Linked DNA regions of Homo sapiens: region 1 is linked to region 2. The links are chromatin contacts, found by Hi-C or POLR2A ChIA-PET in ENCODE. All regions are on one chromosome and are shown on one strand. The core of a region is the stretch at or near the end of the contact, and the rest is flanking DNA. Distances in the headings are between cores, read along the strand shown.

Region 1 (2,714 bases), core at 13-2,512, 710 kb before region 2:
TGCAATGGCGTGATCTCAGCTCACCGCAACCTCCACCTCCCGGGTTCAAGCGATTCTCCTGGCTAAGTTTGTTTGTTTGTTTGTTTTTTGGAGAGACTGGGTCTCACTTTTTGGCCCCGGTTGGTCTCAAATTCCTGGCCTCAAGCGATCCTCCTGTCTTGGCCTCCCAAAGTGCTGGGATTACACACATGGACCACCATGCCAGGCTTGTTTCCCTTTTTAAAAAAATCACTTGTCCTCTGTGTATATTTGTTTCAGGGACTGTTGAATAATCCAGCTTTCGGCTGAGAAGCTTTTTGGACATTTGCCTAGTGACAATCTTTCTTTATCTGGGGAGAGATTGGTCAGATAATTAGTCTTGGAGCATGTTAAAGCTTTGTCTCCCAAGAAAGAATTTACATCTATTACAACATCTTTCTCTCTCTCTGGAAAATTGTATCCTTGTTATTAAGACTTTTTTTTTCTTTTTTAGCTTTACAGAAAAGCTGCAAAGATAGCAAGATAATTTTTGTCTACTCTTTATCCAGCTTCCCTGAATGCTAACATCTTATATAACCATAATACATTTACTGAAACAAAAAGATTAACACTGGTTCATTACTACTAACTCAACTCCAAACTTTATTTGGATTTCACCAACTTTATCCACAAATTTGTCCTTTTTTTGATTCCTGGATCCAGTCCAGGGTACTATATTGAATTTAGTTGTCACAGCTCCTTTCCCTCCTCTAGTCTGTGGCAGTGCCTCAGTCTTTGTTTTTCATGACCTTGACAGTTTTGTAGAGGTCTGGTTAGGCATTTTGTAGAATGTGACTCAGTGTGAATTTCCTTTGCTTACTACTATACCTATTATACAAAAAATATACACATATATATATATACATGCACAAATATTTATTTATAGTGTGGAAAATATACATAACATAAAATTTACCATTTTTTAAGTATTATTATTATTTTGTGAGACATGGTCTTGCTCTGGTACGGCCCCGCTGGTGTGGAAAGCGAGCTGTGTTCGGAGGGCCTGAACCTACGGGCTTCCACCGTGGGGCCAATGGAAAGCTGCGGAAGGTGGGCCCCCAAAGGTCTGGGCTCCTGAAGCCGCTGAGGGGCGTGGCCTCCTGGTTTTAAAACATAAAATGGGTGTGAGGTCTGCAGTGCGAGCCAATGAAAGGCAAGGGGAGGCGGGGTCTATGAGGGAGGCGGCCAGTAGAGGCAAGGCTCTTTCGGGTGGCCCCGGAGCGGGGCTCCGACTGTGCGCATGCGCATCGGGCCGGACTACGGGGCGCCGCTGAGCCAAGTGGGCCACCCGGGCACGGCCACGCTCCCGGGTCACGTGACACGGAGGGGGCCGAATTCTGCTGGAGGCAGCGCCATATCCTGGAGGTGAAGGTGAATAGCGTCGGGGGTCGAGCTGGTGTGGGAGAACCACATCCTGATGCGATGTGACCTCGACCCAGCCTGGCCCGGGGTCGGGGATCAGGCTCGGGCCCGTGCGCTCTTTAAGGGAGAGGCGTGGGTTGCGTGGAGGGTCGCGCCCGCTAACCCGGGGGCGTGACCTCGTGCCTCTTGGTGACGTAACATGGGGCGGGCTCACTACTGGGGCTGAGATTTGGGGTCCGGTTGTGGAAAGAGAGGCGGGGCTTCCGCCTGTCCATTGACAAGTAGGTAAGTGGAAGATAACTGTGTGGTGCTGTCGTCGCCACCTTGACTTGTGGTGGCTAGTTTGGGTGGGAGTGGTGGTGATGTAAAGGACTGGGGCTAGCCCCGCGAGGGGCGTGACCTTGTCACGGAGAGGCATGGCTTCACCCCGAGCCTAGGCGCACAAAGGGCGTGGTCTGGCAGGGTTGGGGGCGTGGCCGCACAGAAACTGGCGGCAAGGGTCGTGGCCCTGGATCCTGCTGCGAGAAGGGGCGCGATTTCTTCCGGAGAGGTTCCCTGTCGCGCCCAAGTCTGGGAAGTGCCCTTTCTCTCTTAGGTACCACCTCATGGAGACCCCCGCGGCCGCCGCCCCCGCTGGGAGCTTATTCCCCTCCTTCCTGCTCCTGGCCTGCGGGACGCTGGTGGCCGCCTTGCTGGGCGCCGCTCACCGCCTGGGGCTCTTCTATCAGCTGCTGCACAAGGTGCGGGGCACAGAATGGGAGGTGGGCTGGGGGCAGTCAAAGAGGGAGGGGCCTCGTGGTGCTGCTTCCAGCTCACTCATTGTGCAGGGTGGGAAAGCGAGCCCCGACTAGTCCAGAGGGACTGGTAAGAGGTTCTGTCCAGGGCCCTGTCTCCATTGCCACGCTGTGTATGGAGGCCTGGACTTTGCCACTGGTAAGAGAGAACACGGAAGCTGCCGCTGCCGGGGCACTCGCACCCCACCTACCTCCTTCCCCAGTGACTCTTTTCACAGAACAGATGGACAGCACTCTGTGCTCCCTAACCTGGATGGGATAAATGGGGCAGAGGGCAGGCTCCAGCGAGGGGGTGGCAGTGACAGTTTCATAACAGTTGCCCTCTGCTGAGCTCAGTACTGTAGACTTTCTTACCTACCCCTTACCTTTTCCTTGAAAGTAGGTGCTGTTCTTTCTGTCTTCATTTTCTGCAAGAGGAAGCTGAGGCTCAGAGAGATTGTGTGGTGGTTTGCCCTAGGTGACATGTTTGGAGAGAGCTGACCCCACAGGTGTCCCCCTAAACTCCTTGCACCTCTGTTTGAAATTTACCCCTTCTCC
Region 2 (2,700 bases), core at 1-2,500:
CTTTACCAAATTTTTAAAAATTAGCTGGGCATGATAGGTAACAAGAGTGACACCCTGAAGAAAGAAAGAAGAAAGTGGAGGGAAAGAGGGAGGAAGGATGATAGGAAAATAAATCTGCCAGGATCTAATAAAGCTTAGTGACCATGCCACCATGCCACTCCTAAGTATTTAAAAGAAATGAAAATTTATCTTCCCCAAAATACTCTTACAGTACAAGCTCTATTAACAGTGGCCAAAGACCGGAAACAATCAATTGGCCAAGAACAGGTGAGTGAAACTATATTGGCTACATTATAGTATAGCCACACAATGAAATACCACTCAGCAGTAAAAAATAACGAGCTGTTGATATCCCCACAACATGGACAACTCTCAAAAACACTTTGCTGCGGCCAGGCAGGGTGGCTCATGTAATCCCAGCACTTTGGGAGGCGGAGATGGGCAGATCACATGAGGCCAGGAGTTCGAGACCAGCCTGGCCAACATGGCGAAACCCCTCTCTACTAAAAATATGAAAATTAGCCAGGTGTGGTGGCGGGCGCCAGCAGTCCCAGCTACTCAGGAGGCTGAGGCAGGAGAATCGCTTGAACCCGAGAGGCGGAGGTTGTGGTGAGCAGAGATCGCGCCACTGCACTCCAGCCTAGGTGACAGAGCCAGACTCCGTCTCAAAAAAACAGCTTTGTTGAGCAAAAGTCAGACACAAAAGACAACCTATTGCATGCTTCTACTAACGTGAAAATCAAGGAGACAAAACTATCGTGGAGCGATAGAAATCCAAATACTGCAAAATGTTCTGTCCATTTGAGTCATTCCAAGCTCCCTATTCTTTTCAGAGCCTACACTGTGGAGGACCCCCAGGCCGCAGATTGATAGCAACTGGGACAGTTCTGGTTTCAGCGCCCAGCGCAGACGCCACTCTTCGAAAAGGTGGGGCACACGCCAAAACGCAATCATCCGGTCTTCAGTTATCAGTACTAAACATGGCGGCTCCCACCGAGCACCACACCCAGATCACGAGACCGCGCGCTGTCGGAGCCAGTCTGTCGGCTCACTGGGGCGCGCCTACTTTTAGATTGACCAATAAACGCGAGGCGTAAGGCACGCCCTCTTTCTTCCCGTCTCCGCCAATAATCTCCCGGTCCCTTCCACAGGACCCAATCACCGCTTCGGCCTCTCTTGAATGAAAAGGCAGCGGCCCAGTCAGCAGAGCAGCAGCCCGACGCAAGAGGCAGGAAGCGCAGCAACTCGTGTCTGAGCGCCCGGCGGAAAACCGAAGTTGGAAGTGTCTCTTAGCAGCGCGCGGAGAAGAACGGGGAGCCAGGTGAGCAGCGGATCCCGGGCGCGGGGCCGCGGTGTGGGGACGTCTGAACTGAGAGCGAGAGGACGAGGGGAGACGTTGGGATCTAAGGGGAGGGGGAGAAAGGGTCGCGAGACGGTGGGGGCGGGGCGGTTGGTGTGTCAGAGCGCTGTGTGTTGGCCGTTGGGCACCGGGGCGCATGCGCTAGGGGTGGGCCAGCCGTTGGCGCGCGGTGCTCGGGGCTCGGGGCCCGCTTCTCGGAGGGGCTGTCATGGCCTACGGCGCTCCGAGCCCCACTTGGAGTCTGTCAGTTCGTCCGAATAGACCCCGCGGCGGCCTGGGGCCATTTGGAGAGGGACGAGGGGGTGACGCCGGGGTCTGGGGCCTGGGTGGGAGAAGTTGGAGCTTTCAGTTGTCAGGGGTTTCTTTGGGTCCGAGGGACTTGATCCCTTTCCCAGTCTACCTTCTTCTTGGTCTACTTTTTACGGGATTCGGGATTCTGAGATTTAGAGCAAATAAGACTTTATTTTGGAAGGCCGGGCGCGGTGGCTCTTGTAATCTCAGTACTTTGGGAGAGACCAAGGAGGGCGGATCACTTGAGGTCAGGAGTTCGAGACCAGCCTGGCCAACATGGTGAAACCTCGTCTCTACTCAAAATACAAAAAAAAATCAGCCGAGCGTGGTGGCGAGCGCCTGTGGTCCCAGCTACTCGGGAGGCTGAGGCACGAGAATCGCTTGAACCCGGGAGGTGGAGGTTACAGTGAGCCGAGATCGCGACACTGCACTCCAGCCTGGGTGACAGAGCGAGATTCTGCCTCAAAAAAAACAGAATGAAAAAAAGATTTTCTTTTGGAAATAGGAGTCCCCAGGTGGGAATAAACTCCGGGGTGGAAAGCCTGCCTGGGGACACTTGAGGGTAACTGGGTACACGTGGCGTGTCTGGGTTGTGAGTTCCCCGCTGTCACCTTTCAAGTTCATGCGCTCCTGGCGCCTTAGCGGTCATGGCCACCCACTTTGGGCGGGGAAAACCCCGCCGGATCCTTTCCTGATCTAATCAGTTTTGAGCTTTAGATCCTGTCCAGCCCGGTTTCTCGAAAATTTTATCTTAGCAGATTCGGTTCACCCCAATTTATTTATCTCTCTCTCTCTTTTTTTTTTTTTTTTTTTTTTTTTGAGACAGAGCCTTGCTCTGTCGCCCAGGCTGGAGTGCAGTGACACTATCTCGGCTCACTGCAGCCTCCGTCTTCCGGGTTCAAGCAAGCACATCCGGCTAATTTTTGTATTTGTAGTAGAGACGGGGTTTCACCATGTTGCCCAGGCTTGTCTCTAATTCCCGACTTCAAGTGATCCGCCCGCTTCGCCTCCCAAAGTGCTGGGATTACAGGCATGAGCCACCACGCTGG

Evidence for each region. Hi-C counts contacts between places; a loop is a spot of excess contacts on that map. ChIA-PET counts read pairs that join two places held with the same protein, here RNA polymerase II (POLR2A). Pooled maps may share reads with other maps.
Region 1: a loop to region 2 is called in a pooled map, with 14 times the contacts of the local background. The contact joins the promoter of HACL2 here to the promoter of DDX39A in region 2. A Hi-C loop is called at or near these places in 7 of 50 pooled maps. POLR2A ChIA-PET finds 5 or more read pairs at or near these places in 2 of 52 experiments (activated CD8-positive, alpha-beta T cell and activated T-cell).

What each region holds. Positions count from the first base shown.
Region 1 is chr19:15,124,334-15,127,047 of GRCh38, reverse strand. It overlaps HACL2 (2-hydroxyacyl-CoA lyase 2), which reads left to right and starts at 1,262. Exons shown (of 16, transcript NM_006844.5): 1 at 1,262-1,392; 2 at 1,979-2,123. The coding sequence starts at 1,989. It overlaps ILVBL-AS1 (ILVBL antisense RNA 1), which reads right to left. Exons shown (of 3, transcript NR_186314.1): 2 at 2,543-2,584; 3 at 874-1,121. RefSeq lists silencers at 1,119-1,188, 1,759-1,808 and enhancers at 1,409-1,498, 993-1,756, 1,757-2,522.
Region 2 is chr19:14,417,891-14,420,590 of GRCh38, reverse strand. It overlaps DDX39A (DExD-box helicase 39A), which reads left to right and starts at 1,250. Exons shown (of 11, transcript NM_005804.4): 1 at 1,250-1,321. RefSeq lists a silencer at 1,421-1,520 and enhancers at 1,641-1,780, 2,191-2,250, 2,621-2,670.